Regions from separate parts of the Mus musculus genome. Here all the other regions are linked to region 1. A link is a loop called in an ENCODE intact Hi-C map of the cell type or tissue named here. Cell type or tissue: left cerebral cortex. All regions are shown on one strand. Each heading gives the region's core, and the rest is flanking DNA. Links, peaks and the distances in the headings are about the cores only. Region 1 overlaps Slc2a13 (solute carrier family 2 (facilitated glucose transporter), member 13). Region 2 overlaps Slc2a13 (solute carrier family 2 (facilitated glucose transporter), member 13). Region 3 overlaps Slc2a13 (solute carrier family 2 (facilitated glucose transporter), member 13). Region 4 overlaps Slc2a13 (solute carrier family 2 (facilitated glucose transporter), member 13).

Region 1 (7,793 bases), core at 1,517-6,516:
AGAACCAGTATGAAGAAGAATCGATGGAAGGTCACTGACAGAAGCAGAAGGAGTAATGTCAGACACAGGAAGGCACGAAATTCAAGAGCTGTCAGTCCTTAGAAAGCTCTGTACACATAAAGAACACTCTAGGAGTACAATCCTGTCCAAGACAAGAGAAAAAGGCACAAGCAATATTTATAATGATAAGACATGCAACAGACAACAGGCATTTTGACGCTCAAGATTTGAGTGCATAATGCACTTGAAGCTCCCTAAATACGTTTTGTAGAAAAAGGAGTCTAGGACCAGCTCAGAACATCTTCAAGTGTCATTTCTATTAGGCAGGCAAGACCTCGGATTCAGAAGTATGTCCACTTCTTTCAGAACAGCTGCCGCTCAGCACTGGGAAGATACCTAGTTAGGGACATGATGGACGTCTTTAATTAGCACTAGGACATCTGGTCTTCTATAACCATCCCCTCCCATCTGTAAACTGAGAGTAGCCACCATATTGAGCAAGGTGTTTCTGTAGAGGGTATCTAAGGAGTGTAAGGGTCATAGTTGAGGACAGCTAATAATAATGTAGAAATGTCCCAAACAGGTGCGTGTGTGTGTCTGTGTTGTGTGTGTGTGTGCATGTGCATGCATGTGTGATATGTCAGGAGCATTATGTAGATTAGAATAAACATCATTATCTAACTGATAAATGCATAGAAAGGTTCTCATTTATTCCTGTGCGTCTCTACATCCTCCTCCATACCTCCCAATTCTCTATCTACACAGAACCATAAATAATCCATTCTGGAATTTCAATGCTAACTAAAAATACTATTGATGAGGGACACTTTCCTAGCACAGTGGTTCGGTATTTGTTTCCTGTAACACAGCGCTTTAGCTCTGTAATTAGCAACACCAGAATAGCTGGATAGAGTCCCTCTTTGGCAGTCCATTGTTTCACAGTGTTCGTTCAGCTGAGAGAGTTTTCTCACAGCCAAGCTTTGATATAGCATGCAGCCTGTTGGCTCTGCATTCTGCCTGAACAAAATGTACTACTAAGCCTGCATCTCACACTAGGGCACTGATGTCCTTAGTGGCTTTCTCTTCCTTGGCCTGCTGCCTGGGGTTGAAAATTTCTTGTTTCATTGCTCATTGCCTCATTTTTAGTCATCATTCTTTTTTTTAATGGTTTTTCGAGACAGGGTTTCTCTTACAGCCCTGGCTGTCCTGGAACTCACTTTGTAGACCTGGCTGGCCTCGAACTCAGAAATCCGCCTGCCTCTGCCTCCCGAGTGCTGGGATTAAAGGTGTGCGCCACCACGCCCGGCTTTTTAGTCATCATTCTTGTCCAAGTAAGATGTCAGTCCATTTTTGCTTGCATTCTGTCAGAATAGCCTACTAAACAAAGTTTTTACCCACCGCTAACCTTGTGGCAGCATACCAACATGAGAACTGGTATGGCCACAACAATTCAATGACACTTATAAGGCATGACTTGACAGGACTTGATACTTGATAATTGGGATGCACCCCAGTCCAGGGGCTTCCAGGATAAAACAAAACAAAACAAAATAACAATGTAAAAGAAGAAAGAAAAAGAAAGAAGAAGAAGAGGAGGAGGAGGAGATGACATTGTCTCTGTAAGGTGCAGAGCCCTCATAGCCCTTAGAACAAAGCTCACTTCACAATAATATTGCAGAGTATCTCTAGGAATAAAAACACAGCCTCTCTCTGACAGTTGATCCTAAGTGAGGGCAAGCCTCAAATTCAGATCTCAGAGTCCAGATAGAAATGCCCCAGCAGGTATCATCTGAACTCTGGGATAACATGGCTAATGATTGCAAGGTCCCATGGGTGTTGTCCGTGCTTGGATGTCTGTGTTTGGACTCCACGTTCCATGGCTGTGGCCTGTCCTATTCAAAATGCTTAATGCTTTGGACAATGGTGAAAAAACCTCAGAGGATTTGCAGTGAGTGAGTTGGGGTTTCAAAGGAGAGGATGCAGGGTTCTAATGAGTTCATTCTAGCTTCCTTCTTATAAATATTTCCTAAGGAGGAAGAATGTGAAAGTAAACATGACAATCATACAACCTTAATTAACACATGACGTTTACCTAGGAGTTTAAAATGCTAAAGGATGTTCTAATAAAATGTAAACAAGTTATCTGGATTGCATAAAACCAAACTACAAGAAAAATACTTAAGAAGCTGATGGAAGACATTCGGCCTTTCCTCCGAGCGTCCCCTGTGTGCCAAGTCATCTCCGAGTCTGCAGTTGTGATGTAATACCACACACAGTCCAGAGCTTGCTGAGGACGAAAGCAAGTTTCCTATTATGACCTTTTGACACGATGGTTTCAAAAGATGCAACGGTTATGAATTTAGAAAAAGAAACTTACCATTAATGAAACATAGTATCTATGGATATGTGTCTATGAGATTAATAAATTGTTATTATTCACATATGGGATAAAAATCCTCCAGCAATATTCCTAATAACAGCATAATTCATAATTAAATATTGCTAGCCTAAACTTTACAGAGAAGTAAAGTGTCTGATATAGAATATCTTGATCTACTTAAAGTTATACTGCTTGGGCGTGCATTGTATGTCAGATTATGTTTTTAGATCATTAGTACTTAGTTGTCATCTATGTACAATAATTTCAGAAATCACATATCTTGAGTTATTAATTCAAGACCAAGAACATAAGAGCCTTTCATTGTAACAATTATGTATATTATGTCCTCTACTCGTTGTATTGCAAAGTACTAACAAGTAGAAAAAACGAAACATCTCTGAATAATTTATCTAATTTCCTAGTTCAAATAAGTTGTTCTAGTAAGCACTTCATATATTTTATTAAAGTAGCAATGTTCACATTGCAAAAAACATTTCTGATTTTTGCAAAAAAAAAAAAAAACCATTTTTAGACAGCCCATCTGCTTCTTCTTTTTTTTTTTTTTAACATTTTCAAGTGTCTTCTTCAGTTTGCACTGCCTTTGAAATGTAGCTTATGAGTTCTTTCTCACTGGGGAAGATTTGGCATCTGTAAGTCTGTTTTGGAAGAAGGAGAGCCAGACAGGGCTTGGATGCTATATCTCCCTTAGCATCAATTCACAGTGATGAATTGCGGCTCAGTAAGAACTGGTTCAGCAAAGCGCCCAATGACCCAAACCCAAAGGCGGCAGTGAAGACAATGGCTGAAGGTGACAGTGGGGTCTGGCTTGGAGCACATTGTCCACGCCCTACTGGAAAATTGGATTCGTATTTGTTCATTTTCATAAGTGTGGGCTTCAAACTGGCAGCATCGGTGGTAGGTGAGCACCCTTTTGGTACCTGAACCAGAGTGTGACTCCAGAACACACAGCGATGCACAGTAGAAACACGCCCACCGTCGGAAGAAAGTCCCCAGCCGGCTCCACCTTGGTGTTAACACCTGGGCCGGAAAAGTCGGCTAGAAATTTACCACATGGCTGTTTTCATTCCGTCCATTACAGCTCTCTCCAGTTCCTGGCAAGTGTGATGATTTTATTATTGCTAAAAACAGCTGCTGCTGCTCCCTGGGAAACATTTTTTTTTTTTTTTTTTTAAATTCAGCCTTATCCACATGATTTACTCTGGCCAAGTAAAAGAAAGCGGAAGCAATCTGTGTCATTTCTGAGCCAAAGTTTTAAGACCAAGGTTTTCGCCAGAATTTCACATACGCTTTCTCATCCTCCTCTAAAGTTGGCCGTGGCCCCATAGAGCAGGTACTGTGGTTATAGCGTGAAGAGAGGAGGGGCTCTCAGCTGGATGCTTTGTGTAAATCACCGTGGAATCCGAGACTTTGTTACTTGGGCATAATTTGCCCTTGCTTGGCTGATAAAGACGCACTGAATTCCACTGCTGTTTAAAGCAAGATATGTTAGATTCTGCTGTGGAAACAGCAATCCTGAGTTACAAGAGCAAGCTAATAAATAAAAAAATAAAATAAAATAAAAAATCAAGGACCGCAAAGGAAGTATTAGCAGTTATAGAAAGATAGGCGGAATTATTCTGAAGATGTTCCTGAAGGTCATAATATGGGTTTGCATACTATTGCTGTCGGGAAGAATTTTAGGTAGGGAGGAACATGAATGAATGGCTTGGGATGAGAAGGCAAAGTTCTGATGAACAAAGAATTCTCCGAAGAGCATGTACCATCCAAGACAAGGCATTTGGAAGTTCATGAATACAAGAGCTATAGCGCCTACATTTTTTTTTATTTTCTTTTTTTTAATTAGATATTTTCTTTATTTACATTTCAAATGCTATGCCGAAAGTTCCCTATACCCTCCCCCTGCCCTGCTCCCTTACCCACGCTCTCTCTCTCCCTCTTCTTGGCCCTAGTGTTCCCCTGTACTGGGGCATATAAAGTCCAATGGGCCTCTCTTTCCAATGATGGCCAACTAGGCCATCTTCTGCTACATAAGCAGCTAGAGACACGAGCTCTGGTGGTACTGGTTAGTTCATATTGTTATTCCACCTATAGGATTGCAGACCCCTTCAGCTCCTTGGGTACTTTCTCTATCTCCTCTATTGGGGGCCCTGTGTTCCATCATATAGATGACTGTGAGAATTCACTTCTATATTTGCCAGGCACTGGCATAGCCTCACAGGAGACAGCTATATCAGGGTCCTTTCAGCAAAATCTTGCTGGCATATGCAATAGTGTCTGGGTTTGGTGGCTGATTTTTAATTGGCCTACATTAAATTGGGTCTATAACAGCCCAATTTAAACTGATCACAATTATATAATACTTATACTTTATAACGTAGTGTTTCCTGAAATCATATTTGACATAATGCACATGCCATCAGAGTATGCCATTGGTTTGAACACACTAGTAGCAGACACCCAGCCACCAGTAGTGTGTCAGTGCCACGTTCAGGAAGAAATCAGAGCACTTGCCCTCGGTGCCTTTTAACCAAGAGTGAGCCCAGATGAGATTTCTCTCCTCTTCTCTCCCGGTCTTCCATCCTCTCTGTTGTATGAGTCTGAATCTGTGCCTGCCGGAACGCTATCTTGTGAACCTGCCTGAGTTTATGTGTGTCCTTCTGTGTCTGTCTGGGTATGGCTGTCTCTAGCAGAGGGCTTTACTCTTTCTTTTAGTGCACAGCACAGAAAGTGTCACATGGAAGAGAAATGAAGAAGACATGATAGAAATATTATCAGAGTTTTAGAAGGGATTAGGTCATCGTCTCCAACCGATCCCAGCTGACCAAGGCAACAACACAGCACTAGAAACACCATTGTTTCTCAAGTGATACCCAAGTGTCACGTTCAATATTTATGATGGATAGCCAACCTACTTGCTTTTTGCAGCGAGTGATGTGCATGTAAACATACATGTATTATTCAGCATCAGGAGCGTGGGAGAGCACAGCAAGATCATGGTGATGCCTTGGCTTGGGTTGTGTGCTTCGATTACACTGGAAATCCAAGACAAGGAAGGTCAGCTACTACATTGTTCTCTGAAGGTTAGATTAAACAAACATCCATAGAAGGATAGTGGTCTTAAGTAACCTCAATGTGTATGAACTCTCTCTGTGAGTCCAGAAAAAGCCTCGGTCTCTTAGAAGGGAATATTTTTATCCTATTGCATTGCTAGGAAAGTATATTTAAAAGGTGATAATTTTAGAGACGGACAATAGCATCACAGTGCATGGATAAAGTTACTGCCCTGTGGCAAATACCTTAAGATGTTATTTGCCATGTACGCTTCTTAGAAACAAAGACAATCGAGAAAGAAAATGCAAGAAAGTATGTGAGTTTAAAAAAACAGTTCTGTCTTTTATGAAGTATCATTGGTAGGTGTCTTGAGGTATAATTCTTTGGCAAATGGATGGAACTAGAAAATATCATCCTGAGTGAGGTAACCCAATCACAATAGAACACACATGGTATTCCGTCACTGATAAGTGGATATTAGCCCAACATTCTGAATACCCAAGATAAAATTCACAGACCACATGAAGCTCAAGAAGAAGGAAGACCAAAGTGTGGGTGCTTCAGTCCTTCTCAGAGCAGGGAATAAAATACTAATGGGAGGAAATACAGAGACAAAGTGTGGAGCAGAGACTGAAGGAAAGGCCATCCAGAGACTGCTTTACCTAGGGATCCATCTCATATACAGTCACCAAACTCAGACACTATTGTGGATGCCAAGAAGTGGTTGCTGACAGGAGCCTGATATAGCTGTCTCCTGAGAGGCTCTGCCAGAGCCTGACAAATACAGAGGTGGATGCTCACAGCCAACCATTGAGCTGATCACGGGGTCCTCAATGGAAGAGTTAGAGAAAGGACTGAGGAGCTGTAGGGGGTTGCAACCCCATAGGAAGAACAACAATATCAACCAACCAGCCCCCCACCCCCAGAGCTCCCAGGGACTAAACTACCAACCAAGGAGTACACATGGCTCCAGCCACATATGTAGCAGAATATTGCCTTGTCAAGCATCAATGGGAGGAGAGGCCCTTGGTCCTGTGAAGGCTCAATGTCCCAATGTAGGGGAATGCCAGGACAGGGAAGCAGCAGTGGGTGGGTGGGTGAGGGAACACCCTCATAGAAGCAGGGGGAGGAGGGATGGGATAGGGCACTTCCAGAGGGAAAATCAGGAAAAGGGATAACATTTGAAATGTAAATAAAGAAAATATTCAATAAAAGAAAAGAAAAAATGTTTATGATAAGCTATAGGACAGAATATTTCATATACTGGACACTGACTAAATTTTATGCAATTGCATGTTGTCACCTTTAAAGAATATTTTTAAATAATGTAGAATTCCTTCATCACTTTGATATAAGTCCATTACAAACTCTGAAACTCGTGTGAAAAGCATGGATTTCTTTTATATACTGTTAAGGTTCATGAGGACAGTAACAGATGCTAATCTTGGTTGAAACTATCCTAAATGCCCTGGGTATGAGGCATGAGGGCATAGGGTGCTGCATTAATGCATCCGTTTGTCAAAGCGTGCACATCATTTCGGGCGAGGTCCTGCTTTTATAAGGTACTACTTGGTTTCCTTTGTGTACAACTGAAAACTGGGGCTGGCATTCGACAATTCCCTTATTGCTTTCATGAGAACTTTGGAGACCTACTTGGCTGTGCTGGCCTCTGTTAGTTCCCGATCATCTGGCTATGACAGTCGATTCACTTACGCTCAGTAGAATCAAGGCATGAAGTCAGCATTTTATACCTCGGTAAAGCCCAGCAGTGTCTTCTACAGCCTTCCTGTGGAACAAGCTGTCATCTGGGTGAAACTTTCCAACATTCACTGAATTTAAGTTTCTGAAATATGTTTAAGAACTTTGTCATATGCTGAGCGGAGACAGGAGAGCTCCATATCAAGACTTGGAGGAGGTCAACTAGACGTACCTATGTGCTAAAGAATGAGAACCTGTTGGCAATGCCACAGGCCCACAGTCACTGTGTCACAGCTGAGCAATGGACACGTTACCAGGCCAGAGTTATTCTGTGTTACGATCTACACATAGTGATGGCTCTCGTTATGACATTTTCATTTGTGTATGTGACATATTTGTGTATATTCATACCCCACCTTCTTTGTCCCCCTTCCACTCGGACTCACTACTTTCCTCTTCCCAATTTGCTCCATTTCTACTTTTGGGTTTTCCAACCTGTATCTCGAGGTTGTTTTGTTGTGTTAACCTGCGTGATGCAGTGTGCTTCTGTAGGGCTATATCGAGGATCCTGAGAGAGGACTTGCTGCAGGAGGATGCCCCCTAACTGGTGGTTTATGCCACTGAAGAAAGAGGCTCTGCCCAA
Region 2 (7,793 bases), core at 37-5,036, 120 kb before region 1:
CTGCTGAGTGCCAAATTTTCCAACAGTAGAAACCAATACTGAGTTCCAGATATGGTGCCATTCATGGGGGGTTGAGGGTGGGGTGGGGACAGAGACCACCCAGTAACCTGTTGGCAGGTTGACTACACTAGACCTCTTCCTCGGTAGAAAGAATAGTGCTTTATCCTTAGTGGAGTAGATATTTATTCGGGTTTCGGATGTTTCCATTCCTTCGTGTATTACGACACTAAACAATTACTATATTCTTGAAACTTCTGTTGGTAGGCAGTCACTGTTAGATTAGCTGGACCACAGCCAGTAAGCCATTCTAATAAAACCCCTTTCCATATGTGTCTCTGTATCTCTACCTCTACCTCTATCTCTATCTGTATTTCTATCTGGACCTCTATCTCTGTCTGTCCATCTATCTCTCTCTCTGTCTGTCTATATAGATAGATTCATTCTCTAAGTTTATTCCTCTAGGGAACCCTAACTAATATACCTTGAGCATATTAAATGTTAGTTCTTTATTATGTTAAAACCAAATTTGATTCCTTGGTCTTTGTAACACTATTCAACTCCCTCAGACATCATTTTCATCAGTTCCTTCCCTCTTTGCATTGAAACAAAACCAAATGGGCACACACGAATATAGTAAATGGACTTTACAACAGTCCTCTAAATAGAATATTTATGAATAGTGCTTTTTAGGAAAGTGTTAGAAAAATTGTTCATCACTATTTTCTGAAAACATTTATAGTAACTTGGTGAATAATGAGTGGAAGTAATTTAGAATAGCCATGCTTCATAAGCTCTTACATATCAGACATGTTGTGTCTGTTTCTTATAAGTATCCATATATTTTAAATATATATATCACTAAGCTTTTCATTCAATAGGCATAGAATTCTGGTGTTTGGAAGGACTTTGGAGGACAGATATTTTGGATATGAGAGGTACTTAGTCACTGCTTCAGTTCTTTGTAAACTGTAGAGACAAATGATCATAAGAGACTAATTAGATCATGAGATGGACTCAATTACAGTATATGTAAGTTGTGAACAAATAGGACAGGAAAGTGAATAACTTATTATCTCTGGTAAAAATATAACTGTTAAATATCTCATGCATGCACACATACATCCATTACAAGGATGTAATCAATGAAAATGCTAAAAATGCATTTCATTATATATTTTACAGTGGTCAGGTTGAATTTTTACAAGTCAAAATAAGATTTAACATTCATAAAAATCTGTTCCAGAGCATTTGAGTGGAAACTCCAATTTTAGTCGGTATTTTAAATAGACACATCCTGACTCCCTTCACAGATTGCCATTGGCCATATGGTAGCTGCAGACATGCCCCAAAATAAAACTGCCATATGCAGATTCTAAAATACTGACCTCATCCCTAGAGAGCCATATTTATCTAGAAGTGCAGTACAAACCACATCAAGTAAAATTATGTTTTGTGCCATGCCTGGGAGATGAAAATAAAGTACCTAATGAAAAGCAATAAAAAATTAAAAATGCGAAGGAAATAACATTAGATACCCACAGACATTTAAAGTAGAGGCATCTGGTAGGATAGCTTTGGAATTCTTATTCTTGATTGGTTGCAGTACAACGACATACCAAAGCAGCGATGGGTATAGCCTGTGCTGTGCCATCAAAGTAGATTTAGTAAGCTGAATGAGTAATCAATAGGGGTGCTTGACATGGGGGTCTGTTCTCCACTGGGGTTCTGCTAGTTTGATTTTTGTTTGTTTTGAATTTAGATATACGGGCTTGTTTATGCAATAGTATTCATTTGCTCCATGATGAACTATTTCAGATACAATGATACCTCTTAGGTATCATTAGTTCACCATAAATCTTTTGGTGTGATCCTGAAGGAAATGAATGAGTCTCCCCAACCAGGAACTCTGAGCATTGCCCTTAGAGTGCAAAGGCCACTGAAATTCTTCACAGTTATTTGCATTGCTCTGTGTTAAACCTAAACCTGGTTTTTGTTTTTTGTTTTTTGTTTTTGTTTTTTTTGGCAAAACATGGAGCCTCACTAATGTCCGCCATTAGCTCTTTTAGTCAGAGTTTGTCAAAATCTATTTTCGAAATTAACTTTTTATTGAGTGGATAAATTGTAAAAATTGTTGTATTCCCATGTAGAATCACGGAGAGTTTAAGAGATTATCCAGAATGGATTGGCATTAACCAGACTCTCGCATGGCTGTCTTTGTACTTTTCAGTATTACATAATGTTAACAAGATGAGTCTTTAACCAGATGAATCTAGTAAAAAGGATCAATTCTTTGCATTAAAAACAGCATCCTAATGAAAGCTAAAAACTAATGCACTCTCGTTTATTGATGTGAGAAAACTGCATTTGGATATTGATTTATCTGAAGTATTGCTCTCTGGAGAAGGCCCACTTAAACCAAGTGCTTCGGGGCTTAAAATGTTTGGAGAGGAGATGCAGTAGCGGGGAGGGAGTTCACATCAGATGGCAGAGAACTTAACTTTAGAAAAGAAAGAATTCTACTGATTAAAAGAAAGATGCCACCGACTATTGAGCTGCAATTTGGGGGGACTCTGAGGGGTGGAGTGTGGGGTGGGTGTAGCACACATCAGAGTAAAATCTCCACATCTGAATTAGCTCTACCACTGTGGAAAGACCTTAAATTTGCTTTTCAGTTCATGCCACTGTAAACTCTGTGGTGATCATCTTAATTTGGTGTGTAATGTTTATTATGTGAACCTTGACTATAAATAATGACAGTTAAAAACGTTTGACCCAAATGTGGCTGTTCCATCGCCTACATTCCCAGGCCTGGCACCAGACTCACAGCTCATGCCCAGGCTTTTCTTGGTAAGTTTGCTCAGAACCAACCCTGTCTGTGATATCTGCATACTCCTAAGCCTAGCATTAGCTAGTCATCAACCAGGCAGCCTGAGGCAGCTCAGACCCTTACATTAGATACACAAACAGGAAAAGAATCCATATGCCCAGGTCAATCAGGAAAGCAGACATCTTATGAGAGGACAAGATAGTATGACACCCTGCCCCCAACTCATGAGTCCTATAAAAATGTTATCTTCTGAAAATTATCCATAGGAACTCTGAGACATAGAATGTTAAAGAAAGAACCATACATTTGACCAAAGAATTCAAGAAATTTAAAGAAGACATGAATAAACAACTAAATGAACTTAAAACGAATACTAAGCCTATTAATAATAACCTCAGCGTACCCATAATGTGTTTATATTGCACTAATGAGGGAAAATGTAAAGCGCGTCCCCCTTGGAGTACTTCTATCATCAGCAAATCCAGATTTGTGCTCTCTGCTTCTCTCCCCGAGCCTTTCATTGTCTCTTGTCTGTTGTATGAGTGGGAATCTGCACCCGCCTGATTCTTGTCTTGTGATCTGCGCCCCTGGGTGTCTGCATGTCCTTAACAAAGAGTGTTTGCTTTGTATTAAGCTAACAGCATAGAAAGCCTCACATGGGAGAATGAATGAAGGATTCCTTACAGAAGCCTTTAACAGGGTGTTACAAGAGAATTAAACTTCACTGACTGAAACTGACACAGGTAACAAGAAAGTAGATGCCACTGAGTAATATTCAAATGCTGCTTTCACCATTTATGATTGATACTTGTTTTATAAGGTTGCTGCTTAATAATTGTTGCTTTCAACAAATGACTACCACAACAAACACAAGCACGCACACAAGCATGTACACACACACACACACACACACACACACACACACATACACACATATGTGTGCACACATGCATGCACATCGGTGCTCAAGAGCATGGAAAAATATATAACTTAGGGTTACACCTATGTATTAGCTTAAGTTGTAAAAACTAACTACATGGGAAATTCAAGACATGGAGCATTCGTTGTTATGTTCTCTTAAAGACAGGTTAGGCAAACAGGCTCAAAACATTGTAGGATAGCAATCTTAAGTCTTACATGGCCTCAAGATAATGTTATTAATTTTGGTTGTGAGGGATAGCAAAAGTCCTAGTGTGTTAGAATGTATGACATATTTTCACAATAATGTAGCACTACAATATCTAACAAAAGACAAGCATGTATCTGAATGAAATGATGAAGACAAATCAGGATTTGAAAACACACTTCAGTAATAAGAAATATTGAAGAGGAAATTCAAGCTGAAATGAAGACATAATTGAAAAAAACTGTTTAAAAAATTCAATTAGAAAACTCTGGGAAAGCCTTACAAGTAGAATGAATTACGTAGAAAATAGAATATCAGAACTTCAATATAAATTAAAGACTTCACCACTCAAGCAATGAATATGAAAAATATTTTTAAGAGCACAAGATAGATATATGCAGGAATTGTTAGACACCATGAAAAGACCAAGTCTTTGAGTTACTGTCATTGAAGGTGAAGAATCCAAGTCAGTGGCTTAGACCTGACCTTCAGCACGATCATGGAAATATCTTAAGTTAAGGAAAGACTTGCATAGACCTACAAGAAGTACCCAGAGCACCAAGTAGACAGTGGTGAAAAAGAAACTCCCCGTAGCATATCGTTACAACTCTAAATGTGTAGAAGAAAGAGAGGTCATTGAAAGCTTCAGAAGAAAAAGCACAAAGTCATATATATAAAGGAAACCCCATTAGAGTAACATTTAGTTTCTCAGGGAAACTCTAAAAGACAGAAGAGCATAGGGAAGCGAACTTCAGGTTCTAAGACAACACAGATGCCAAACTAGATCACTGTGCCAAGTCAAACTATTGGCCATGTTTGAAGGAGAAAGAAAAAATTTCAAGGATATAAACAGACCCAAACAATCCATGTCCACCATTCCAATAGAGAATACTAGAAGCAGTCCTTCAGACTGAAGAGAGGAAGTGCCAGAGGCCAGCCCCAGCTATTCTTCTTCCTCTTGAGACAGTGGGGCTAAGACTCACAAGATATTAGGGTTGCTGTATAATAATATAGTGTTTACCTAATTTAAGTCTAAGTCACTTCGCTTCTGTAGCTGACCTGCCTGTCTGGGTTTCTCTAAGACCCAAAGCTGCACCTCATAGTATAACAGGAGGAGAAAGGGATTAAATAGCCTTTGTTCTTTCTCTCTACAGGAACTGCATGTCTTTAACTCCCAGCCTACTAGGTGACTTTGCAGGAAGAAAAAGCAACACCTTGAAAAGTGATTTTAGCCTTTACTTCTAAGTTCTTCAGTTCTCCTAAAAGTTTCTACAAAAGTGCTCCTCCAAAAAGTTCTCTCTAAAAAGTTCTCCAGAAAGTTCTGTAAGAAAGTTCTTTCCTGTTCTCTTAAAATGTACCCTCTGCTCTCTTCTTGCTGTTTACTCTTGCTCAAGTGTAACAATAATAGTACTTAATGCCTTCTCTCCCAGTGCGTTTTCTCCCAATTCCTTTACTTCTAAATTCTTCCAGAGTTCAGCTCTGTCTAAAAAGTTTTCCTCTCTCTTTGTCCTCAGCACTTATACATATTTCAGAATACACGATCACATGCTAAAAAGATCACTACAAGTTTACACATAAATTCAAATCATAAAATTGACTAAGAAGTTTACAACAGAGAATGTTTACATGTATATCCACTAAAAGCAATTATCTGGCTAAACATTCATCCTCTTTTACCTTCCCTACAGGTTCATGGAGAGTTAGAAACCATAATTTTTGTGACTAATTTATTAGTGAAGTTTTGTATAGATAAACCCAGTCAATATTTTATCTTCTATCCTTGCACATATAGTAAATCCTTAGTTCCCTTTTTATGACCCTTGGTTAATTGTTTTATAACTTCTTGAAATGTGCTCTGGGTTGTAGATGCCTGCTTGCTATCTCAGAAGCAACTAACTCCTGACACTTGAAGACTGGAAGAGTTCTCATTGTAGTTTTGGCATCAGAAAGGACTTAATAGCAGTCCTATTAAAAAAAGAGCTTAGTAAATACTAATATAATTTTAGGAACTCTCACAGGATCAACATCAAGAATTAAGAAATTATCTATTTGTCTATGTAGCCTCTCTATAAGACAGTGCATCTTTGTTGTTCTTCAGAGACCTGCTCATAAGTGTATGCTAATACATATACTAATAATAGATAATTACTCTTAATGGATATGCATAGCATATTCCTGCTATTAACATGATTTTCCTATATGTAGAAATCTTTCCTAAAATGAAATCCTTCTTGCCTTGTCTTAAAAATCCATCATTAACTTTAGTCCATGGCAGAACCATCTCAGGAAGATCAATTGCTAGTTTTTAGCTTCTCCTTGATGGCTCCCAGCAAGGAATAAGCCTAGCCAAGAGACTATAGGGGAAAAAAAAGATGAACAAACAAACAAACAAAACAAATGAAGCCATAATTACAGAAACACAAAATAGGACCATGGACACAAACATTAAAGAAAAGGATAGAAATGAATATATACATTTCAATAACTTTAGATATTAGTAGGCTCATTGCCTTAATAAAAAGACACAGGCTATTTGAATAAAGAAAAAAATCTATCTTTCTGTGGTCTTCAAAAGTTTTATCTTACCTTCAAAAAAAGCAACACTTTAAAGTGAAATGAAAGTAGTCCAAGCCCACAGAACCAGAGAGCAATCCAGTGTTGTTGTGCTAAAGTCTGATGAAATAGACTTGAAACTAAACTCAATTTGAATAGATGAGCAACTACACATAATTTAAGTCTAATCAAAGAAATAATTAACCAAGGAGACATTACTATTCTAAGCATATAAGCACCAAACTCTTGTGCACTCAAGTTCATAAGAGGCTTAATAAAGAACTTAAAGTCTCAGATTAAACTCAGCCCCAGTAATAATAAAGACTGATAGACAGAAAGTTAAAAGAAAAATGTTTCAAAATTAAGTGACATTGTATATCAAATGGTCTTAGGTATTGGCAAACAATTCTACTTGATATACGTTCTCCTTGAGAGTACATGGAAAACTTTCTTAAATAGAATTCATACCACAACACAAAATCAGCCTTCACATATTCAAAAATACTAACGACAATCCAATAAAGTTTAGAATCACCAACGAAATCAAATCTCCACTAATTATATAAACTCACAGAGACAACACATTACTAAATGATGAATGGGTTAAAGAAGAAATCAAGAAAGAAAAAATTTTAAATCCTGTAATTAAATAAAGATGGGAAACAACAAAATCTTTGAGATACATTAAAAACAGTCCTAAAAGGAAAACTTTGACTCAAACAAAACAAAAGAAAACAACAACAAAAAACCCAGAAAGAGTACAAATAAAGGACTTAATGAGTCATTTTGAGAGTTTTTCAAAACAAGATAAACCAAAGCCACATCCAGTAGACAGGAATGAATAACAAAAATCAGAACATAAATTAATTAAAAAAAAACTCAGGGAATCACAAATATTGGAACTGGTTTCTTAAGAAGATAAATAGGATTGAATGACTGTTGGGCCGACTAACGAAAGAAAGAAAGAAAGAAAGAAAGAAAGAAAGAAAGAAAGAAAGAGAGAGAGAGAGAGAGAGAGAGAGAGAGAGAGAGAGAGAGAGAGAGAGAGAGAGAGAAAGAAAGAGAACCCAAACTAACAGAATCATAAATTAAACTCTAGTTCTCAGAATAGATCTAAACCAGTTGTTGGCCAAAGGCCCCATGGGAAATGTTGATCAACCCAGGCTATTGCCAAAGCTATTGGTTGTTCTTCACAAACTAACTGTAAGGTCCTATAGCTGAAGACAACACCTACAGAAGACATTGAACATGGAGAAGTTGAACTGGTGCCTATATAGATAGAGCCTT
Region 3 (7,793 bases), core at 2,558-7,557, 130 kb before region 1:
GTGCTCTTGTGTTTAGGGCATATAGGTTAAGAACTGAGATATCATCTTTGTAGATCATTCCTTTGATGAATTTGAAGTATTCTCCCTGTCTGTTTCGATTAATTTTGATTTAAAGTCTATTTTATTAGATATTAGAATGGCTCTCCACCTTCCTTCTTGGGTCCTTTGCTTGGAAAACTTTTCCAGCCCTTTACTCTGAGGTAATGTCTATCTTTGATGCTTAGGTGTGTTTCCTGTATGCAGCAGAATAATAGATCCTATTTTGCCATTTGTTCTGTTAGGTTGTGTCTTTTTACTGGAGAATTGAGTCCATTGATGTTGAGAAATATTAATGACTAGAGATTGTTAATTCCTGTTACTTTTATGGTTGATAGTGGTGGTGTGTGAGTATGTTCCTTGTTTTAGAATTACCTATTTCCTGTGCTTTCTTGTGGTTATCGTCCTTTGGTTGGAGTTTTCCTTCTATATTTCTGTTTGACTGGATTTGTGAATAGATACTGTTTGAATTTGGATTTGTCTTGAAATATCTTGTTTTCTCCATCGATGGTGATTAATTTTGAGAGTTTTGCTGGTTATAGTAGTCTTGGTTGGTATCCGTGAATTTTTAGAGGTTGCAAGATATCTGACAAGGCCTTTCTAGCTTTTAGAATATGTGGGGAGAAGTTGGGTGTAATTCTGATAAGTTTGACTTTGCATTTTACCTAGCCTTTTTCCCTTGCTGTTTTTAATATTCTTTCTTTGTTCTATAGGTTTTGTGTTTTGATTATTATGTGGCAGGAAGATTTTCTTCTCTGGTCCAGTCTAATTGTTATTCTATAAGCTTGTGTGTTTATAGGCATCTCTTTCTTCCGGTTGGAAAAGTTTTCTATGATTTTGTTGAAAATATTTTCTGGGCCTTGGAGCTAAGACTCTTTACCTTTTTCTATTCCTATTATTCTTAGGCTTGATCTTTTTATGGTACCCCTGATTTCCTGGATGTTTTGTGTTAGGAATTTTTAGTTTTAACATTTTCTTTGACCGATGTATTAATTTCTTCCATTGTATCTTCTCTGTCTGAGATTCTCTCCTCCATCTGCTCTATTCTGTTGGTGATGCTTGTATCTGTTGTTCCTGTTCCCTTTGCTAGGTTTTTTCATCTCCAAGATTCTCTCAGTTTGCATTTTCTTTATTGCTACTACTTCCACTTCCAGGTCTTGTACAGTCTTATTTATTTATTTCACTTGCTTAATTGTATTTTCCTGTATTTATTTAAGAGATTTATTTGTTCCCTCTTTAAAGATCTATACCTGTTTGATTGTATTTTCCTATATTTCTTTAAAAGAGTTATCGATTTCCTCTTTAAATGTCTTTATCATCTTTATAAGATTGTATTTAAGGTCCTTTTCTTGTGCTTTGGTTGTGTTAGGGTATCCAGGGCTTACTGTAGAGTGGTAGCTATGCTCTGGAGGTGTCATATTGCCCTGGCCTTGTAATTATATTCCCTTGAGGGTCTTTAGCCATGTGGATGCCTTTGGTCCTGGGATGTTCCTTTTGTAGTAGGTATATGATGGAAGTTACAGGTAGTAGGTAGTAGGTATGTGAGTTCATGTGTTCATATGCACATGTGTGTTTACACTATACAAGTGATCACATTTTAAAGTATTACTGATGCTTGAATAATCTCATTTTGGTTATAAGTAACATTCACTGATTAATTCTACTCTTAAACTTGAGGGATATTAACTGATTAATGTTTGGTGATATGTTTACCTGTTCTTTTCCCATAGGAAGATGTTGTGGGAAATATTTTTTTAAAAACTCCAAGAACCTGCTCTCTGCCCCACCGACCTGGCCAGCCATGTACTGGCAGGCAATGGGTGACCTGTTTTTATCTCCTTGAGACTCTACCCAGCTCTCTAGGTTCCCTCTGGAGGGTCATTACCATGCCAACCCTCAGCTTTAAAGTCCCCATGACCTTTGTGGTGCACATCAGGCAAACCCATGCTTTGCCTCTGTACCTTTCCCTCTTGAACCCAGATGAGCCACTGTGTGAAGGAAAACACAACACAAACTTAGCTCAGAAATAATGGTAATTCAATCGTTGGGCACAACAATTAAAACCCTAATCTTGTAAGCCTTATTGAATCTAAATCCTCCAGTGGTGGATCTATCAGGAGACACTTGGAGTTACATCTTGTCCTCAAGCTATCCCTGTCCAAAAAGGGCCTGACTCTGTTTTGCTTCCTCTCTTCCTCTGTCCATCCCCAAAGTCCCACCTACTTGCCCAGTGATTGGCTCCTTATGCACAAGAAGTCACCTGAGTTACTCATTAGTTTTCAACCCTTCCCAGGAGAGACGAATTAGCATCAAAATGCAAGCAACCCACGGCTATTCAAAACAGGAAGATATAAGCTAATTTTCCAAGGCAGAATTGTGACTATGGGATAAAGTTGGTGGGCATTTCTTAATTTTTCTAAATTAAATATAAGAAAGAATGCAAGCCAAGAGTGAATTTCAAATGAGATTAAATCAAATTTTTATTGGCCACTGAGCTATCATGGTAAGTAGCAGAAGTCTCTGTCTTCTTCTTGTGGGCTCTGCATGGTCTATGGAATATATATTTATTCCTCTGCAAACACTTGTCTTAGCTAAGTGTGTGTAGTGTCTCCTTTACATGGTGTTTTGAAATATGAAATGAAAAATTAGCTTCACTGTTTTTACAAAAATAAAAGGGAACAGATAATAATTATTTATGTCCCTCATAAACAACACAGACTGAACATTTGTCTTCCCAGGGCCTCAGCTTTTTATCTAGAATGCAGGTGGGTAGACTTCCTTCAAAACAATGGTAGAAGGACTTGTAAGCTGACAGGCATATGCTTCCAAAGAAATAAGACATACCTCGAAAATGGGAATTTGTTGGGATATAAGTCCCTTAAGACCAAGAAGAGGACTGTAATTTAGAACCTTGCAGGAGATATTGGGAAAGTATCCTTCCTTTGTGCTTTCTCAGACTCTGCTTATTTAAATAAAACTTTTGACTTAAAGATTTCCTTAATAGATGAACCAGTAATATGACTCAGCAGGCAAGAGAGCTTAACCCCAAGTCTCATGACTTGGGTTCCATTCCTGGAAACCACATAATGCTCCTGCATGTTGTCCTCTTACCTGTACATGACACATGTCCGGCACCCATACACAATAAACAAACAAATACATGTCAACATAGTCTTGGTTTAAAGGATCTGTAGCCAATGGATTTGTGCACTCTAGATACATACTATGTTTAACATAATGCATTCAGAGTTAGACTACAAGGCAATGAACTTATCTTCTTGTTTATAAAGTGATTCTTTGAAGGAAATGTACAAGAATATAATCTACTTTTTCCATTTCTTTTTAAATGTAATTTAATCTTGTCAGAAATTTCTATCCTATCTTGATTAAAACATGTCTTTAAAAAAATCTTCTAGTATTGTTAACAAAAGTGAAACCCAAGTGCTCTCAGTTATTTTTGAAGAAAAATGCTGAAGCAAGTAACTGAATTACTTCTAGAAATTAAGTTGAGACTCATTAGTCAGGAATTCTCTAAAATATTAGATGCCAAACTTGTATTAGAAAATGATGGTTTCTTCTTACATTATTAAATGAAATGTAAATTAAACCCATATGTAGTTTTAAATCATTACATGTAGTCAAGGGTATATAACTTTGAAAAAAATCCTGATTTATAATTTCAAAAGTACTTTGTATATAATTCTTATATATGTATAAATAAAGATGTAGGATTAGCAATATGGTTCAGCAGGCCTGATAACCTGAGTTTGATCCTCAGATTCTACATGGTGGATACAAGACTTGATAATGGTAGGTTGTCCTCTGACCTGTATATGTGTGCTTTGTGCTTCCACATAAAAGAAATAAACCCAGTTTATAAAAGGAAAGATCTAAAGTGCCAACAATAGCCTGTTTAACAGTAATTTCACTTTAGATTTTAAATTTATTATATATATATATATAGTGATAGTAAATTTATTTTCTGTGATATTATTGTAAAACTAAGTTTAAAGTAAAAGAGTTATTGGATGCGACCTTTTGTCAGTTCTGTGCAATATTGGATCTACAGTGAGCACTGAGTTCACAGAGCTTCAGGATCATGCCAATCCTAGCTTCACGGTCTTTGGACAGTAGTCGTAAGACCACTAGAGAGTAGAAATGGATCCTCTTGAAGGGTAGTAACTCAGCTGAGGGATGACTGACTGGGCATATAAGGAATGCTAGTGTAGTGGGCATTTTGTCAGGGGAAGCATAAAAAGTAGCAGCTCAGCCCTGAATAAGCAGTGGCTTGGCGTAGTGTGTGGTTTATTGGCATCCTTTCTGTTTTGCTTGAAATGTTCTTGCTCATCTAAATAAGCCCTGTTAGAACAAGGTTTGCTTCCGGATGCCCACACTGCCAAATCCGAGCTATACTTAGAAAAGAAGAAGGCTTGCAAGCCATGAGGGCGTCCGGAGCACAGCACTGCTAGGGCGGTAGTGCTGGAACAATTACAGATGTAATGGGAGGTGGAGCACAGTTGTTAAAATGATGTTGACCTTGCCCTTGAGATGAGTCTGCAGAACACAGGTTTATTCATTCCGACCCAGTTTTCCAAAAATTTGCCATGTTATTTAACTACTCCTGATATAGCGAGGGTAGAAGCATCGCTGAGTCTTGGAAGAGGTTCGGTCCATTGAAATTTTTTCCTCCCTGGCTGAGAACTGAGGATGGCAGTGGCATTCAGGATAATGGAGAAAACTGGTCTGTTTAACCAGTTCCTTGATTCTGCAGGAAATTAGTCTGACATGTATGTGGAAAGGAGAGGGACTTTGGGGCCTGGGGTCATAAGAGCAGACATTGCTGCATACTTGCTTTGTACTTTTTGAAGAAATACATAGCTGCTTGGAGCCTTTATCCCCTCTTATACCACGAAGACAGACCTTCCAGGAGGAAGGGCAGTTTGTTTACATTGCTCGAGTCTCCTAGGGTGGAATGAATGTGAGTTCATGCTTAGCCTCCTCTTTTTGACCTTCTTGTTTCCTTCCTTTACCCCAGCTGTCCAACTGAAACATAGTCAGTCACTTAGCTAAAATTACTTGCGCTGTTCGCGTGGTTTTCCTTCCTGGTTCTTTGCACACCAGTGTTAACATGGGGGTGGCAGCACATGCCTGTTAGCCTGGCACATAAAAGACACCAGGATTTCCATGGTCTCAAGGCTCACATCAGTAAATAGCTCCAGACCAATCAAGGAAACAGTAAGGTCCTGTCTCAAAGTGCAAATATATATATACATACATACACACACACACACACACACACATATATATATATACATACATATATATATATATATTCATATACATATATACATATATACATACAGGTAGATAGATAGATAGAAATAGAAATAGAAATAGAAATAGAAATAGAAATAGATATAGATATAGATATAGATATAGATATAGATATAGATATAGATATAGCCGGACATGGTGGCACACGCCTTTAATCCCAGCATTTGGGAGGCAGAGGCAGGCGAATTTCGAGGCCAGCCTGGTCTATACAGAGAGTTCCAGGACAGCCAGTGCTATACAGAGACACCCTGTCTCGAAAAAAACCAATATATATATATATATATATATATATATATATATATAATTTTTAGAAAATAACATGGTATACTGTATGCAGTCTCAATGCTGTGCTAGAAAGACAGCATTGCTTTCTCCATAAGTGGATGTTATTTTCTAACACTAAGACCAGAAAGCATTAAGAGACACTAGTTAAATCTCCTGGTAGACACTAGTTTTAGATTTGGTAGGGTAGAAAGTACACAGTGAGAATATCTTAGCTAAAATGCTGCACTTACGTTTTTACTGTAGTTTAAAACCATTGCAGATTAGGAGCACTGACTTACTTTTTTATGAAAGCTCATGACTGGCCTCCATGAGTCATGGAATTTGGTAGATGCTTTTCCTGTGGTGCACTTGAGCGAAAATGTGTTGCTCGGCTCTCAGGTGATGAATTCCGGCCCGGGGTGGTTCTCGTCATGGTCTGCCTGATGAGCAGTATCTGCCATATAGACTCATGGAAGGCAAGAAATTAGGCAAGTCTTGCCTAATTTCTCTGAGTCTACCAATCTGCGTAGATACCCGATGATGGTCATAAATTATATTTGGTAAAAACTGGAGGCATGGCAGTGTGTGATGATGTGAAGCAGCAGCACTCCCTCCCACCCTCTTCTCAGATGCTTCACATGGGGGCAGATATGTCCCTGGACTGGTTCATTGCTGTCGTAAGAGGAATCTGGTGGGATTCTTTAACAATGCAGCTATTTCAGGTCCTGTATTCAGCCCTATTAGAAGACAAAAGTGAGCTCCCAAGTAAAGTTGACATTCTGACAGCAGGGCTTTTTTCTGTGACTCACATTTCTTAAGGTGGTGTCACCGTTGAAGCAAGAGCTATTGTGCTTTGTAACCTTAGCGCGGTAGGAAGCACAGTGCTTCTATCACACGTTAACTACCCAGTGCTTGCACGTAACAATGCGGTGTGACATTTATTTGCAACTCAAAATCATAGGCACATATGCATCGCTGAACATTTACTTCTGACCTAGTTTGCTTCTCTGTTGCTGTGATGAACGCCATGGCTGTAAGCAACAGAAGAAAGAAGAAAGGGTTTGTTTAAATACTACAGTTCATTGCAAGGGAAGCCAGTAGGGGTCTGTAACCACTTGATCTCTCTCGCTCTCTCTCACTCTCTCTCGCTCTCTCTCGCTCTCTCTCACTCTCTCTCGCTCTCTCTCGCTCTCTCTCGCTCTCTCTCGCTCTCTCTTGCTCTCTCTTGCTCTCTCTCGCTCTCTCTCGCTCTCTCTTGCTCTCTCTCGCTCTCGCTCCCTCTCTCGTTTTTTTGAGACAGGATTTCTCTGTATAGCCCTGGATGTCCTGGAACTCACTCTAGACCAGGCTGGCCTTAAACTCAGAAATCTACCTGCCTCTGCCTCCTAAGTGCTGGAATTAAAGGCGAGGGCCACCACTGCCCGACCCACTTGATTTCTCTATGCTTATATCTCAAATAAGTTGTATCTTCAACAGTAGGGTCCTAATATCAGGTCCTTGAGGGTATCAAGGAGCAGGGCCAATAGCCTTTGGGATCCCTATTCTCTATTAACTCAAATGAAGTAACATGCTCGTGGTTCCGAGGTACTTTGTTTTATTGAGTGGAGAATGTTTAGTGTCTAGTTGGAGTATTATCCCCCTGTCATAGTATAACTATATTAAAAACTTTAATGTATATATAAATATATACAAATAAATGTAATTCTTCTTGTTCCATTATAGCCTATTATCCCCTTATAATGCTGCATTCTCTCTCCCTTTTTTTGAGCCTCCTACTTCAATGGTTGTCACTAGCCTCTAAGTATTTGAAATGAAACACACACACACCTAAAAAGGTAATATCCACCCCTGAATTTAAATGTACCTCATTTTCATCATCCACTCATCAATTTATGGGCACTGAGGCTCATTCTTATTTAAAGCTTTCACCCCCTTGTTTGTCTCCATCTTATGTAATTTTGTTTCTTCTCTAACATTTCTGTGCTCCATCTTAGGGACTGTGGCTGGATCCTTTTCTTGTGATAGATAGCCTTAAATGCAAGCTTTCTCCAAGGCTATCCATACTCCCAAGTCCCTGGGTTATGATCATTCCCTCTGTAGTCCAACTGTTGTTACAAGTCAGCCTCTTCCAGGCTGGATGGATTCTGTCTCTTTATGTC
Region 4 (7,793 bases), core at 1,379-6,378, 64 kb before region 1:
TGCATGGCTTCCACCAACAGATCCCATATGCTACACTATGGGCATGTGTTACCACATGTTTGATGGTGCCCAAGTTGTCACGGGTTCTAGCAGCTGTTTTCTAACTGGACTAGTGGCCTGTTCTATGAGAAGAACTGAGATCTCCTACTGTAATCCTAGGGAAAAGCACAAGGCTGAGGAGGTCATAGGCTTTCGGTGCTAACGTTCTCATGAATGAATGTGATCTGTCAAGCTGTCTTCTGGACATTTGTGCTTATGTTCATCACTGTTGATCCTAGCCTCCAGTCGTGGAAGGGACCTTTTCTTCACAATGGGTCTTACACTGCTGAGGCTGGTGGCTAGCCATGATCCTTAGTCTAAGTTACTATCTCTATGGCACAGTGGCTCAAATATTCAGCCATAGGTGGAAGAAAATAATTAGATATTTATAATCATCCTCTCCATGGCTCAGGGAGCATCATGAAGTTGTCATTAAGAATGAGGTTGGGTGCTGTGTAACAATTCTCTCAGAAATGAAACTTTTATTTCTAGAGGGACGTTCCCTAAGACTCATTATGTAAGCAAACTCAGGAAGTACCTGAAACATAAAGGATTCACAATCCTTTCCCCTATGGTTGTGTAAGTAGTAACAACTTCTGGGACTAGGAGACTCTCCAACCACCTGAGCTACCTACATGTCATGCATGGAAGTCCAGGATTGCCTTTGGGGACTGGTCACCCATGACTGGGGAGGATGCTCTCTGATGATGCAGCTGCCTGTGAGTCATAGATACTGCTATAATTAATCCCCTAGTTGTGCTCCAGTAACTGAGTCCAGTAAACTTATTGATTCACCAAATTGGATTTCACTTGAGTTGTTACTTTGGTTTGGTGTTGGTGCCCTCTCTGGAGCAAGTAGACATTTGTTCGGGTTTCCCCAGGAAAAGTTTCAAAAGTTTAAGAGCACAGCTCCTAAAAGTAAGTTTAGTGTCCGTTTCGTACCATTAAAAGTATCTTAGCGTATCATCCTCACTTAAACAATTATAATAATTGCATCTTGCTTAGATGTAATTAGTAATGTGTACGTGTGCGTCCACCTGGGTAGAGCAGAGTTTAATGGGCAAGGTCCTTTGATCCTCAGTGTATAGGATGCATCGTGTAGCTTTTTCTTTCTATGGGTGTTGTGTCAGTAGAGTTACAGAATGACCGACTTGTTTCATAATGTAATCAATGGTGCAGAGAAAAATAAAACATGGACCAGACGACAGAAGAGTCAGAAGGAGAGACCATCAGGTAGATGTTCCCTCACTAAGAACGGATCGAGGCGGTAGGCTCTGAGGAGTGGACAGCACTCCGCCTGGAGAGTTGAGAGCATGCAGGGTGCAGAAAGAAGTGCCACAATGCTAGCAGAACTCTGGGGAGGCCAGAGATGAGGGATCAAGAGAGACTACGGTGCAGTTGCTGATGTGCAGTTGGTTTTAGGGAGGATAAGGGCATCAGTTTTACACGAATTTAATTCCAATCTCCAGGGGCTGCAGTGGTCTCTCAGTAGTTAAGAGCACTGGCTGCTCTCCCAGGAGACACAGGTTACTTTTAAATACATAATAGCTTGAGAGCTGGGGCAGCCCTGGGCGCCAGGCGTGTATGAGCTGCTGTTCCTAGAAAACAGTTAACAAATGCAAAGGTAATTTATAAAGTGGCTCACGTTTCTTCCATTGTTTGTTTTCTGTCTCGTCTCATTAGTGGCATTTTACTTTGGAAGGCCATTGGGTACAGTATGGGCATACGTAATTCTAAAGTTAAGCTGGCAGTGAAGGACAGAGCTTCAGAACGGATGTGTTCACTGCAGCAGAAGCGGGTTGGTGTTAACTCATTTTCACTTTCCTTAGCACAAAAGGCACTTTCTCCGAAAAGTTATTCATGACAACATAGCAAGAGGGACATCCAATCTCTGGTCTAATGGTGTCCCGTGATGTTCTCTGCAGAGTCCTGCTCTGATGAGGCTCACCTGAGACAGCCTGTAACTTAAAGATCATCCATCACTTATTCTTCTGAAGTTGGCGTGGCTCTTGGTGTAAGATTTCTCTTTGCACCTACACTAGTGTGATACTTCTGGCTTAAAATTGTTTCTAGCTCTCAAGGGAGGATGTTTCAAGGATCCTCAGTGACAGTAGTCCTTCCTCCTTTGATGACAAAATTCAATTGGGCAGGAATAATGAGTGTTCTTTGTCTTTTGATTTAAGGTAAGTAGTCAAATCTTAATTTTTTTCTTCCATCAAAACTGGGCTGTGAATCAGAAGTTTGTTTGTTAGATGGAGTCGTTGAGCTTGTTATATCTTGTGCAATCCTCAAGTTGCGAAGTCTCCTTCCAGCGTCGGACTCCTGGAATTAGCTATTACACGGTTATTTTTAACTTAGCAATGGCCTCGGTTGTCACTTTGATGAAACAGCTTTGTTTTTATGGTTTTAAACTCTGGCACTGTTTGCCTAACACTCAAACATCCATCACTGTCTAATTTAAACCTCCCAGTGAAGCATGGCAGTAGGAAATTGCTGAGCTAAGTTTGCAAACTCTCCATACAAGTTTCTTTTTCAAAGGCATCTATCTATCTATCTATGCAGTTGACCTCTGACCTTGTGCTAGGGTGGGATTGACTCCTGAGGGTTGTGTCGGCCAATATATCCCTGTTCTGACTGCATGCACAATTGAAAAGGGCACTTGGCATTTCTTTGTTAGGCTTTTCCTGCCCTCGTTTAATGTGTGCATCAGTGAGTTGGCTGTTAATGTGAACTTGAGGTTCTGTCATAATGGAGAGCACTTTGTGACTTCAGCCCGATGCTCACACTTTCGACTGCCACTCCATACAGGTCTCTAGGAATATATTGAACAACCTTCAGATATCCAGTCTTATCTACTTTATTCTTTCATGATGTTTTAATTTTTTGAGTTATATTATAATTATATCATTTCCCCACTTCCTTTCCAAGCTCTGCCATGTACCTCTGCCTCATGCTCCCTCTCAAATTCAAGGTCACTTTTTCCTTAATTGATGTGTGTGTGTGTGTGTCTGTCTGTCTGTCTGTCTGTGTGCATGTGTGTGTCTTCACCTAAATAAATAGAGATAATCTACTTCGTCTGTATGTTGCTACTTATTGTATATTTTCAGGGCTGATTTTTTGGTGCTATGTAAACAATTGGTGTGCTTTTCCCTGGGGAAGTCTGATTTTCCTGATGTCAGCATTCCTCACCTGCCTGTAGTTCTTTGTCTAGAGGTGAGGCCTCCAGAACGTTCCCCTTCCATGTTAGCAAGTCTATTAGTGCTATCCTTGTTCAGGTCTTGTTTTGGCATTCATCTTGGTGAGACTTCATAGGTATAGCTTCCTGACATTTCTCTGATGTCTGTATTTCTGTTGTACATATATGCCCATGAATAATATATGTGTGTGTACAATATATAATCATTATATAATTTATATAATATTATATAAATATGATATATATCAAATATTTATGTGTGTATATACATATATATTTACATGTTTATGTATATGTCAAATAAAAGCAAAGAAATCCCCCTTGTAGTTAGTTATTCTTTGCTCTCCAGTTTTCACTGGATATAATTATCGCAAATCAGAAAACAAGTTGAAGTCAAGACTAAAAGCTGGAGAAACGGCTCACACGTTAAGTACACCGCCGTTATTGAAGAGTAGCCCCGTTTGGTTCTCATCACCCTCCAAAAGAGGCTCACAACTACTTATAACTCCAGTTTCAAGGCATCTAACTCCCTCGGACCTGCCAAAGCCCCTACACACATGCGATGCACATAAATTCACACAGACAGATGCATGCCCATATGTACATATAGTAAATAAGTAACCCACAATTACTGAGCCGAAATAGTGTTTGCATTTAATGACCAACAACAAAATAATTAAACTTGATAGTTCTTATAAATGGGGAGGGTATCGGAATAGCAGTGATGAGCCAAACGTCCCACAGTTAGATAAAGAGGCAGTAGCAGTTTCCGAAAAGGACAAAATGCCATTGTTATTTCGGTCTGAGTTCTTGCCAAGGCCGACATTTGCGTGTGTATCCTGCCATGTGCGGTGTTTCTGAGGAACCCATAACAAAGTATAGTGCGAGACTCGCAGCAGCTCTGTGAGATGACACTTCCAATTAAAATAGAAGTTGTTGGACATGTTTTTTTCTCCCCCCGTAGCCAGGCTCATTAAAGTCCACACGTTTTGTGTCCCCAGTTGTGGTGAATGTTTTTCTGTCACCATCCGTGAATCAGCCAGTCCTGCAGCTGTCAGATGTGTTCCGTGGCTTCCCAGGGTTGTTGATTTCCTCTGTTGTGACATATGGTGTGCAAGAGCACAGAAAAGAATAGCTACGTAATGGAAGGCAGGCACATTCATATTCACAAGCAATGTTCTCTCGGAAAAATTCAAACAGTCTCTTTTTGTGTATCAGAGCCTCACTTGGAACTCACAGGAGTCCGGATAGTGGTTATATAACCTTTGGTGGAGAAAGGACAGTAGCGGGGGTAATACTTGGTGGCGAAAAAAAACAATAGGTCCTTTTAAAAAAAAATCAGATGGAAAACTACTACTGTATCAGCTTCCTAAACTATATCAGTACATATAAGTAAAAAGAGTTAAACGGTGTTATCTGTAACAGGGTAACAGTGCCCCTACTACACAACAGGCTAACAAAAAAAAGCCCAGCTCTAGGAATAGGTTACTTCTCCTGAAACTGTTTACCAATGAAGTTCCATTGACCCACAAGCATTACAAGATATTTCTAATGCTCTTGGTTACCTTGTAGAACTTGACAGTAAGAATCTAATGCTAAAGACACCATAAACTCCATTCATGAGGTAATCAAGCTGATACCTAGAAGCTGCTGGCTACCTTCACAAGGCTTGAGGGTGCTAAGCACCATACTGGAGGAGGAGAAAAGTTAGCATTAGTCTCACCCAGCTGTGAATCCGGTAAGCTCCATTAATGGATGGCCCTGAAAGGCACACCCACTAGTACAATGTGGTCTGAGAGAAGGGGGAGGGGTAGTGGAAGATGTGGGGGAGGAGAGGATGAGGAGGGATAGTAGAGGAACTAAAACTCCCTCTTTTTAGCAAGGGAGCACTGTATTAAAGGGTCACAGCATTAGGAAGGTTGGGAGCCACTGTGTTAGAGAGATGAAGAAAGTTATCCCACAGTGCAGCTAAAGAGGAGGTTCAATTCCAGACCTGTTGGCCTAGATCCCTCTGAACTCACAGATAGGAAGTATATCATACTCACTACATTTCTGTCTTCAAAATCTTCCTACATGAATACCTGCCTGTAGTTTTAGAGTCAGTTTTGGGCTTTGATTTAATTTCTTGCACATGTTTATATCTAACATGCATGTCCAGCCTTCCTATGTCATGCTATTGTAACACTACATTGAACAGAACCATGTTTACATGTGCATATTGCATTGACATGTAATACAGTAGTCAAACCAAAGAGCTTCAAGTTCAAGGAATGTAAGAGGGAGTTATCTTTCTTACTATGTTGCTGAGAAATAAAAGGTGTATTCACTTATTAGGTGACTTTTGTTAGTGTGAGTATAAACCCCATCTTTTTGATATAATAAGCCCATCTCAGAAGGAAAAGCTTCTTTAAGATAGAACTTAGAAGCAAAGAGAAATGATTGGCAGCAGAATTCGAGAGGTTGGGAAACACCATGCATTTTGGCCCCACAGCCGTGTGTGCACAAGAAAGGGATTTTACAAAAGTCTTTCATCTCTCTGTGAAAGGGAGCATTAAATAGTTTCTTCCCTATTCTCTGTCATGCTCGAGATTTCCATGTGTGGAAAATATGTAAATATTAGTCATTCTATACCGAGTGTAATTTACCTTCACCCCCCTCAAGAGTTACTCACTATTTAATATCCTCAATTTCTTGAACAAATAATTATTGTTAGTTTTTAAATCTCATTTGGATAGCCCAAGTCTGATTAACTTAGGGCTCACACACATACAGCTGTTCAGACTATATCATCTGCCATGTACAGCTCTGCATTGCCCCATAGAATCCCCTTCCTTCTCTTCCTGCGTTTTATACACGGTCTGGTTTTGATTTTTTTTTTCTTTCCCATCCTAAAAAGTAAATCAGACTTTTGCATCCTTCCTCTTCTTTGACCAAAGTCTCTATCTGTGGGGAAGTCCTGACTGGGATATTTGAGTGGGTGCAAATGCCTTTCTGAACTTATAAATAATTGACAGGCTAAATACATACCTCTCCCTGTAAAAGCTGTAAGACGGGATGGTTTTCTTATCTTAAAGGCTCATTTATATATTGTGTAAAATGTGAAGAAAATGCTGAAAGATTATTAAAATGTAATTAATAGCTACAACCAATTAAGCATTTTTAGGAAGCCATATAATATACTAAAGCACATATAACCCTGATTTATGTTTCAATTTGCCTAATTTTCCCCATGGAATAACTTATTACATACAAAAGGAGAAAGCTAAGATACAAAAACCCCTGTTTGTGGTACACTTAGCAGGGGCGTTGAAGGAGCTTGAGGAGAACCTAGGCTAGAGAGTGGGGCCTGTTCTCCAAAAGCCAAAACACCGAACAACAACAAAAGTTAATGGTATAAAAAATAGGTAAATGTTCATTTTTATTTTCTAACGGGCACAGCAAAGCCACTTTTAAATGAGACAGCTTGTTGTCCCTCATAACTGTCATGTCTAGTTTCCTATTTGACGAGAGAGGGAAGAAAAGTTCATCATGATGAACCTTTATGGACCTTTAATTAAAAATCGTCCCAGAAGACAGCGGAACCCTGTGCTTTTAAATGCTGCTCACCTTAATACAAGTTTTAGTAACTGACTTAATAGTTGCTTGGCCTGAATAATACAACTGAGACTTCCTGCCGCCCTCTTATCCTTCTCCTCTTGGTTGCCCAGCAACAAAGTTCCAGCAGACCGAAGGGGGGGGGGGGGCTTAACTATCCTAGAAACTGGTGAAATGAAACTATTTCTTCCAGTTAAGATAAAACCTTTGGGAAATTACCTGCTGCTTTGCATACTTAGTGGGTGTTCCTGAGTATGGTGTGTGTGTGTGTGTGTGTGTGTGTGTGTGTGTGTGTGTGTGTGTGAATTTGCATATAAATGCAGTCCATATCAGGAGCAGTGAGATCCATATTTCAGCTAATCACCTTCAGATGACAGACATCATGGGTGTGGTTGAGTAGGAATTCAGGTCTGCCCTGAGCTTCAGTTCCTTCTTACAGACAGGAAATCAGCCCTGAAGCTGATGGTCTGCTTTGAGGAATGGGAGTGTGACCCAAGCAGAAGCTAAGTGGGGTAGTCTCAGGCAAAACACATATCAGCTCCTTATGGGCAAGAATAAGAAACTCTCCAGCATTGGGGATTTTTTTTTTCTTGCCACAAATTTGTTCAGTTACCATGATGGTAGTTGTAGATTTTAGGGTGTGTTATGTAAATGATTTTGTATACAAATGGCTGCTTCATTTCACTTTGAGAACTATGAGTTTCTGTTTGTGCAACATACAATGTAACCTAAAGGAAGCTATTATTAATTAAAACGAGGATATTAAATAAAAGGTTCAACATGGAGCTCACCATGAGTGAGAGTGGACTGGATTGCCCTGGGGAGTAGCTTGCTATGATTATTTTAATATATAGGCCTGCTACCGTGCAAATACCTGCTAGAGTTTGAAAAAGAAGTCTTGTTTCTGTTGGCTAAAGGATAGTCATGATTGTTTCCTGAGATTTCTTTATGTTCGGTATGTCTT

What was found. Hi-C counts contacts between places; a loop is a spot of excess contacts. Peaks named below come from ENCODE experiments on the same cell type or tissue, not always from the same donor. Only the 100,000 strongest peaks of a DNase experiment are listed, where the experiment ranks them.
Region 2: a loop joins it to region 1, with 9 times the contacts of the local background. A loop is called at or near these places in 3 of 42 quality-filtered maps.
Region 3: a loop joins it to region 1, with 8 times the contacts of the local background. A loop is called at or near these places in 3 of 42 quality-filtered maps.
Region 4: a loop joins it to region 1, with 4 times the contacts of the local background. A loop is called at or near these places in 4 of 42 quality-filtered maps.

What each region holds. Positions count from the first base shown.
Region 1 is chr15:91,310,376-91,318,168 of GRCm38, reverse strand. The region is part of intron 7 of Slc2a13 (solute carrier family 2 (facilitated glucose transporter), member 13); the gene reads left to right. Among named protein-coding and RNA genes, the nearest start is that of CN725425, 110 kb to the right of the region's middle. In left cerebral cortex, for the core only: no CTCF peak of the experiment used is centred there; DNase peaks (open chromatin) are centred at 3,088 and 3,549; H3K4me3 peaks cover 188 bases; H3K27ac peaks cover 1,035 bases.
Region 2 is chr15:91,433,631-91,441,423 of GRCm38, reverse strand. All of the region lies in intron 3 of Slc2a13 (solute carrier family 2 (facilitated glucose transporter), member 13), which reads left to right. Among named protein-coding and RNA genes, the nearest start is that of Slc2a13, 140 kb to the left of the region's middle. In left cerebral cortex, for the core only: no CTCF peak of the experiment used is centred there; DNase peaks (open chromatin) are centred at 1,345, 2,562 and 2,817; H3K27ac peaks cover 1,371 bases.
Region 3 is chr15:91,442,209-91,450,001 of GRCm38, reverse strand. All of the region lies in intron 3 of Slc2a13 (solute carrier family 2 (facilitated glucose transporter), member 13), which reads left to right. Among named protein-coding and RNA genes, the nearest start is that of Slc2a13, 130 kb to the left of the region's middle. In left cerebral cortex, for the core only: no CTCF peak of the experiment used is centred there; DNase peaks (open chromatin) are centred at 4,417, 5,089 and 6,264; H3K27ac peaks cover 1,952 bases.
Region 4 is chr15:91,373,766-91,381,558 of GRCm38, reverse strand. All of the region lies in intron 4 of Slc2a13 (solute carrier family 2 (facilitated glucose transporter), member 13), which reads left to right. Among named protein-coding and RNA genes, the nearest start is that of CN725425, 180 kb to the right of the region's middle. In left cerebral cortex, for the core only: no CTCF peak of the experiment used is centred there; DNase peaks (open chromatin) are centred at 1,805 and 4,231; H3K4me3 peaks cover 527 bases.